Linked DNA regions of Homo sapiens: region 1 is linked to region 2. A link is an interaction called in ENCODE POLR2A ChIA-PET data of the cell type or tissue named here. Cell type or tissue: A673. All regions are shown on one strand. Links, peaks and the distances in the headings refer to the core of each region. The heading gives the core; the rest is flanking DNA.

Region 1 (4,401 bases), core at 99-4,098, 190 kb after region 2:
ACAAGACGAGATTTGGTTGGGGACACAGAGCCAAGCCATATCACAGTATACTCCATTTTATAGCTTAATTGCAATTTTTTCAACTATTTCCCTATCTAAGGACATTTAGACTGTTTCCAACTTTTACTAATATAAAAATGATATAAGAAACTGTTGTTCATAGATTTTCATATTTATAACCATAGGATAAATTCCCAGAAGTGGAATTTCTTGGACAAAGAGCATATACATTTTAATTATTTATAGGCATTGTCAACTTGGCCTCCATACATTATACATGAATTTATATTTCCAAATACATTGTAAGAAAATTTCTATTTATGAACACCCTTAGCAAAAGTGAATATAATTAATCTGATAGAAATAAATTTCTCTTAATGTTTTGAATTTTATTTCTTTAATTATTAGTGAGAGATTTTAATATTTTGATCATATAGAATTCTGCTGTGAATTGCCTAAGTCTTCTGTCTTTTTTGTTTTCTTCGGGTTGTTTTCCTTTTACTTCTTTAATTCTTTATATATTTTGAACGTTAATATTTTCTACATTTGGCAAATATGTTCTCCAATTTGTTACTGTGTCACTTGTCAATACACTTTGCCATTCCCTCCTCTTCTGGATTTTTTTCTTTGACCATATCAAGCTGAAGAGATGAACTTGTTTTCTCAAACCTTTGCATCAAATTAAGAGTAAAAACAATAAAAGTAATATCAAATGAGGCAGGCCAACTAAAACAAGAAATAGGTTAGAGAATATTGACTTTCCGCCGGGCATGGTGGCTCATGCCTGTAATCCCAACAGTTTAGGAGGCTGAGATGGGCAGATCACTTGAGGTCAGGAGTTCGAGACCAGCCTGGCCAACATGGTGAAACCCTGTCTCTACTAAAAAATACAAAAATTAGCTAGGCGTGGTAGTGGGCACCTGTAATCCCAGCTACTTGGGAGGCTAAGGCAGGAGAATCGCTTGAACCCAGGAGGCAGAGGTTGCAGTGAGCCAAGATCATGCCACTGCACTCCAGCCTGGGTGACAGAGCAAGACTCCATTGCAAAAAAAAAAAAAAAAAATTGACTTTCATATTGATTCCACTGTTTTTTAGGTTAACTAAATTATTTTGTACTGTTATTTAAATACATAATACAAGGTTGATATGAGGTATTAATAGGTATTTTTGTTTGCTTGTTTTTGGTCTCTCCCTCTCATTTTTATTTCAGTTCTCAATCCTCTTTCTGTTAATCTTTGTCTTTTATACCCAGAAGACTCTGTGGACATGTTTGTTTCACTCCCATGGTCACATTTAATGATATAGAAGTCATTATGAGTAGTTTAGTAAATGAAAAATAGAAAGAAAAACATGAACATATAGGTAATATAGTTGGTATTACAAATTCCACTAACCAAAAAATGTGTATTATGATACTTGCTTTTCGATTTAAAAGGATCTCAAAATAATACATTATATCATAAATATGTAAATATCTTTTCTGTTTTCATGTCTTACTGGGGATAACTGGTTGTTTGCAGGCGAAAGAGCAGCAGACGAGAGGACTTCATCTATGTTAGTGCCTGCTATTGATATACCATATACGTGTACATAGAGTACACTGCCACATTTCATCTTTCTAGCAACCTACTGAGAAATAAATTAAAACTTTCCTAATTTTTACAGGTGAGAGAATCAAGGCTTTGGGATATTAAGTAATTTGTACCAAGTCATATAAAGGGTAAAAATGAGATTTGAATACAGGGTTGAATAGCGCACCACCAAGCAACAGTAAGATCATCTGATAAGGGCTGTGTTTTATTCATTAAACATTTTTTTTGTTTATTTTCGAGACAGTACCTGACATAGGTTCTCAATAGTATTTGTTGCCTGAATACGAATGGAGCTAACATCTATGTTTTTTTCTGGTATACCATGCTGTATTTGGAGAAGGGGTGCTAAACTTGTCTTTTCCTTAATGTTATTATAAAAATGCCTGCCTGCCTGCCTGCCTGCCTTCCTTCCTTCCTTCCTTCCTTCCTTCCTTCCTTCCTTCCTTCCTTCCCTCCTTTCATTTGTCTTTTTCTTTCTTTCTGCCCTCAAACAAATGAGAAAGTCAGGCTTTGATTTGATTTTGATAATTTATAATTTATTGATTGGATTGTTGAAGTTAATGCTGGTTATTAGAGAGACAGGAGTTCTCTTACTCTACTTTTAGACTAATTTTGGCTTAAAACTTTAAACTGACTAAACTGGAGATTTTATGTGCCTTTATTTAAAAACTATGGGTACACCCTACTTATATGAATTAAACCTTTAAAATGAAGTCAATTGTAGGCCACATAAATGTTTCATTTATTCATTCAACAAGAATATGTGTGTTTACTAAGGACTTAACACTGCTGTGCACTCGGGTTATTATATTGAATGTAACATCTGATATAAATGTGAAGTGGATTTCAATAGAAAAAGACTATTGTAATATATCACGATATAAAGTTGAAAAACATTTTCCTTGTCAAAAATGTGTGCCAGAAATCTATAAGTAGTTACCCATTTTGGAAATTTTCCCCATGCAGATACCTCTGATAAAATGCAAATGTCTTAATAATTGAGACAATTGTACCTTCCTAATATCCTTCGTGAAGAGATTAAGGCAACATCCAGATAAAGCAACTGTTCCGACCAAATATTCAATTTAGCTAAATAATTGGTTTTATTTTCCTTTGAGTGGCAGTTGGTTGGCTATTTTTATATCACATTTCATGTAAGTTATTTTTCCTTCATATTCTGAATTTAGTGCTCTGTAAATTTGGCCTTCACTCTGAAAAGAACACAACAACAAAAAGCAAAATAAACAAAAAGCCCAGGAAGACGTAGGCCTTTGAATAGTTTCTTGGCTGTTTGAGCAATTATGCATTTTGAAGTTTCTTGTCCTCTGTATCTTCTGTAGTTATGCACTTAAAGAGGTATACTTATTTGTCGACAGGTGTTGGAATTTTTTTCCTTATAAAAGATAAAAAAACTGGAAGGTGGATATATATTCAATAAATTTGAGAAATGAAGACAAAGTTTTATTTTAATTTATGCCAACCAAAATTAGTGTTTTGTGTTTTATAAAAATACTTCTGAGCATTGCTGAGATTTTCTTTTTGATTTGTAACAGAAAAACAATGAAAACAGGTAGATTGGGACAATAAACCAAATGATCTAAGAGGATTAAAAGATTAATGCCAAACATAGGGAGGCTCTCTGCTCTGTAACCCCAAGGATGTGCAGAGCAGGCCACATTTCTGCAAAATAGAGGCTCTTTCAGAAAATGTTCTTTATCAGTGAGAGTGTAGCTTGCCCTTGACCATTTGGGGCACGTGAGGTAAATAGTTAATGAATGCCTCTATAAGAAACATAATAACATATTACATCTTTCTTACTCTGAAATTCTAGGGCTCTTTCAGTCAGAGGAAGAGAGAATCCTAGTGTTACCCTAAATTTCAAAGTCTGTAATTCCACTCAGAAAATAGAAACCAATTCAATAAGCTACTATCATAATGCCCTGCATTGATGGATCTTAGGTCCTCAATTTCTGTACTAAACAGACTTCTTTTTGTGCTGGAAAGAGTTCATGTTTCATCTTTTATCCTGGTACAACTTCACCATGATTAGCTTAAGGACTAGGTATAGGCTGGGATTCAAACATGTTTATAACATCAAACGGTAGATTTAACAAAAAAGCATTCCATCCTTCGCAGACTGTTTCAATGACTGATATGAATTGAAGCACAGTTGATATAACAGTTTTATAATCACAATGGTGAAAGCATTCCAAATCAACTGGAAAATGGTCAGGCTACTTGCTGCATATGTGTGTGCTATACAAAGAAGCCGAGTTAGGGTGATGTTGATTGTTAAATTAAGAAGTGGGAGAGGCCAGTACACATAGGAAAAGGTACTCAATCTTACTAGCAATTAGAAAAATTAAGTGGAAATGACAATGACATACTGACCAAATTGGCTAAAATTAGGATGTGAAATTGAAAGGAAGCTCAACATTGTTGAGGAAAGCTGAAGATATACCTACCATATGACCCAGCAATTCCAGCAATATATCCTAGAGAACTCTCATACATGGGCCCTGGCTATATGTATAACAAATAAATAAATTTAAATACTAAACAGTAATATAAATGAACAATCACTTACAGGCAACATCATTGGAAATTGTCACAAATGTAAAGTTAACCAAAGGAATTGTGCCACAAAAGAATGCCTACATTATGATTCTGTTCCTATGAAATTAAAAAACAGGTGAAACCAGACTATTGTTTAGGAATGCATACATAAGTAGTAGCACTGCAAAGAAAAGCAAGAAAATGATGAACACAAGTAAAGATAGTGGTTTTCTCCAGGAGAGAGGAACACAGA
Region 2 (4,401 bases), core at 78-4,077:
GGTGCTTAGAATTGGGTGAAGGAGAGGGTGAAGGAATAGGTGAAGGAGGAGAGAGGGAGAAGATTACTTATAGGAAAACAAATGACTTGTAGGAAAGATAAATAGGCCTGTAGGAGAATAGATGGGAGATACTATCATTTTGTGACAATGCCTGTTTAGGTGATTTCAATCTTTCCTGGTTACAAAACTCCTGGGAGGGGAGTTTTAACAGTTGAATTCTTTTAGGAGGCTCTGCTTTTAAGCAGATAACGAATGTTTAGAAGAAAACTCTTCACAGTGTTATATTCTGGATTCTTTCAGCTCTTATTATCTCCATTTTGTAGATGGGAAAATGGAGGCTTAGAGTGATTAATTATCTAGGATCTCCAAGTGGTAAACAGTAGCGCTGAGATTTGAAACCGGGCTGGGCTGACCTCAGAGCCTTTGATCTTTCCGCTAAGAGGTCTCAAAAGGAGAAACTCTAATCTTATCTGAAAATTCTAGGAGCATATAAATTCTTTGGGATAAATTTAACATACTGGATCTCAGCATCATCATTTGCAAAATGAGAGCATTGAACAATATGAATTTTAGTGGCCTTTCCATCTCCAAAGACATTCCTTGTTTTGGGAGTTTTAATCACAATTATTAGAGAAGAAGTAATGGTCACATATCAAAGAATGTACTAGAGGAGATATTGCAATGTGTGTGTGTGTGTGTGTGTGTGTACACCCACGTCCATGTGTGTACACCTGCATATGTGTTTCAATTGCTCTGAAAAGACTGATTGTCTTAGGAAGGAAAGGGACCATCCTAAGATGTAGATACTTTAGTTATTTATTTCCACTGTATATGCTGTTGACCTAGGATTCTGCACGTCCTCAGGGAGTGTCTCTTCCAGGCCTTTTCCAAAAGGTGATTGGCAAGGGAAGTTCTTCTAAAAGAGATAAGTGGCTTCTAAAAGTAAACTCAGAATAAATGGAGTACAAATTCTGTTTACGAAATATTTCCTGGTTGATGGCCACTAACGTGCAGCCCTGCATGACATGTTCTTTGAGGAATGAAAGAAGTGAAGTTGAATTCTGTTTCTCCATCATTTGGGAAAGATATTTACGAAGCCGTCCTGAGTAGAAGATTGCATCATTTCAGAGCAGAAACTCAAAACTATAGTAATGGATGCTACAGTGTGGGAGATGTGTTTACTTTGGAGACCATTGAGAGATGTGAGAGGCTTTTGAAAACTCATAACAAAATTTGTTCAGTACATTCTTTGTGATATGTTAAATTTGCAGAATTCTTTGCACGGCCACATGCAATTTCTGTGAAGTTCACTTCCTCTATGCCAAATATCCCTTTGCATTTTGTGTGGTTGAGCTTCAGAATTGTGGGGTTTTGCTGATGGTGGTTATTCTTAACAAAGTCTTTCCCTCACTCCTTGGAGGACAGATAGGAAAGGTACATGCATGAGCTAGTTGAGTCAAACATTTTCCAATTCTTCTGTTCCTCTTCTTTCTTTTCAAAACATGTATATATTTTTAAATATTTCATTTTTAGATGTTGAGTCTTAGTGATACTAATCTAGTACCATGATTCTTGTATTGATTCTGAATTTTCAAGATGATTTCTTCAGCCTAAAGATAGACCAATTTAAAGTCTAACTGTCTGATGAGGTGAAACCTATAATTATACAAAAAAAACAAAAAACAAAACAAAACAAAAAAAACGGGTGGGGGTGGTTACATGGGAAGAAAAGTGAAAGATTACTAGCTGACACCCAAAGACATAACCTAGCTTTTTCCCCCACCTGAGAAAAAGAAATAAATAAAAGCTAACCAAACAAAATATAAGGAGAACTGTAAATAAATAAATCACCATTGTCCCTGAGAACCTGCCTGCATGGGAAGGAGAGGTGGGCTATAGCCCATAAGGACCAGAGAAACAAGAAAGGAAGTGGGTGAGATTGCTACATGAGTAAGGTTCTGAGGAGTCATTAAAGCAAAAGGGAAACTAAATCCCACTGATGTGTAGATTCAAGGCTCCGAGAGGCCCTAAAAAGTGGGTGGAACTCCCAGGTCATCAGGAGGTCACAAAAGGACAGAGGAAGCTCAGGCAGCCTGGAGTCATGCTTTCTAAGGGAAACTAGAGTTAAGCCAGTTCTTTGACTTGGCTTAAGAAGTGTGCGTAAATCAACCTGTAGGGACGGGTGGGGAGAAGTGAGGTTTTAAAAAAATGTTTTGAAGCCTATTCCTTAATTTGAAGTGATAATCAGCATTTTTAGGTTGTTTTTTTTTTTTTATTTTAGGTGCACTGGAGATTTGTTTTGGTGGGAAGAAGGAATTCCTTCCTTCCTTCCTGCCTTCCTTCCTGCCTTCCTTCCTTCCTTCCTTCCTGCCTTCCTTCCTGCCTTCCTTCCTCTCTCTTTCTCACTTTCTTTCTTTCTTTTCTTTTCTTTTCTTTTTTTTTTTCAAGGTCTCCATATGTCACCTAGCTTGGAGGGCAGTGGCGTGAACATGGCTCACTGCAGCCTTGACTTCCCAGGCTCAACTGATCTTCCTTCCTGAGCCCCCTAAGTAGTCAGGACAACAGGTGCATGCCACCACGCCTGGCTGTATTTTTTGTTGAAATGGGGTTTCGCCGTGTTGCCCAGGCTGGTCTTGAGCTCCTGAGCTCCAGTGATTCGTCTGCCTCAGCCTCCCAAGTGTTGGGATTACAGGTGTGAGCCACTGTGCCTGGTCAGACTGAGCGAATTTCTTGACATGTGCCTAAATAAATTAATTTTATCTCTTTCTTTCCTAAGGTCACTCTTCCCTTTAGAACCCAGGACTTGGATTCATACGCAAGAAAACTTTCACAGAACCTACTTTTTGGGTCTGGGAGTAAGGCTGAATTGGGTGTATATTTCAGCTTCACCACTAAAGCACAAGCTATTGCCAAGACCTAGGCAAGACCAAGTGGCAACAATGTTAGTGGTGGTGCTGCCTAAACGTCAGGATTGTCAGGAGACCAATGGCTGTGAAATGCTTGGCATGGACATTGGCATATACCATAGTAACTGACTGATTCTGAGCAAGCCCCTCATCTCTCTTGACCTCAGTTTTCTCTTCTGTGAAAGAACCATAATGCTATTTTTTTCAGGGTTATTGTACACTTTAAATGTGATGATGTGTTTACTACCGTTCTTGACAAATTTTTCTTCAAGTCTTAGCTCAAAAGTCACCTCTTCTCAGAAGCTTTCTGAATTCTTTGAAAAGATTAGGAGTTGATTTAACATGGTCCCAAGGCAATTTGTCTTTGTTGCCATTGTATAGTTTCTCATATTCTATTATAGATGTTGGCTCAACTCTGTGCCTTCATCTTTGTGGCTTAGTGTCTTTTCATGTAGCATAGTTGTTAAAAACTAGGCTTTCAGATAGGTTGGACATTTTTGCTTAACAATACCCTGTGATGCTGAGCTAGTTACTTTTCTTCTCTGAAACTCAGTTTTCTCAACTATAAAATAGGAGCAGTAATACCTAGCTCATAAATACTAACGTTGACCTATCACCTAGGATGGTGCCTGGCACTACAATAATTATCTGTAGAATGCATGAACAAATAGAAGCACTGTGCATATTAATGAAATGCATATGGAAAGCTCAGTGCCCTGTACTTGGTAGACTCTTTTTCTTTCTTTTTTTTTTGTAGGGGGAGGGGGCAGGGTCTCACTCTGTCGCCCAGGTTGGAGTGCAGTGGGGTGATCTCAGCTCATTGCAGCCTTGACCTCCCAGGTTCCAGTGATCCTCCCACCTCAGCCTCCTGAGTAGCTGGGACCACAAGTACGTGCCACCATGACTGGCTAACTTTTGTATTTATTGTGGAAGCAGTGTCTCACAATGTTGTCCAGGCTGGTCTCAAGCTCCAGGGCTCAAGCAATACTCTCGCCTCGGCCTCCAAAGGGCTGGGATTACAGGCGTGAGCCACCATGCCCGGCTTCTAGACTCTTAATAAGTCACTGCATATCATTAGATAGGTAATGTATACAATCATCCCTCAGTATACTTCGGGGATTGGTTCCAGGACTCCCCTCAGATAGTTCCCTCAAAAATTGGAGATGCTCAAGTCCCTTATATAAAATGGAGTAGTATTTGCATATAACCTATCCACATCCGCCCGTATACTTTAAATTATCTCTAGATTACTAATTATACCTAATACAATGTAAATGCTATATAAATAGTTGTTATGGTGTATTTTTAATCTTTCTTTTTCTCTTTTCTTTCTTTCTTTTTCTTTTTAAGACAGCCTCCACCCCCCTAGGCTCAGGCGATCCTCCCATCTCACCCTACTGAGTAGCTGGGACTCCAGACACATGCAACCACACCAGGCTAATTTTTGTATTTTTTGTAGAGACAAGATTTTGCCATGCTGCCCAGGCTGGTCTGG

What was found. Peaks named below come from ENCODE experiments on the same cell type or tissue, not always from the same donor. Only the 100,000 strongest peaks of a DNase experiment are listed, where the experiment ranks them.
Region 1: POLR2A ChIA-PET joins it to region 2 with 5 read pairs; 4 of 35 experiments call an interaction of 5 or more read pairs at or near these places.

The regions. Positions count from the first base shown.
Region 1 is chr12:89,143,053-89,147,453 of GRCh38, reverse strand. No RefSeq gene overlaps it. Among named protein-coding and RNA genes, the nearest start is that of LINC02458, 130 kb to the right of the region's middle. In A673, for the core only: no CTCF peak of the experiment used is centred there; a DNase peak (open chromatin) is centred at 2,023; H3K27ac peaks cover 3,313 bases.
Region 2 is chr12:89,331,668-89,336,068 of GRCh38, reverse strand. No RefSeq gene overlaps it. Among named protein-coding and RNA genes, the nearest start is that of DUSP6, 19 kb to the left of the region's middle. In A673, for the core only: no CTCF peak of the experiment used is centred there; DNase peaks (open chromatin) are centred at 2,088 and 2,458; H3K4me3 peaks cover 820 bases; H3K27ac peaks cover 3,821 bases.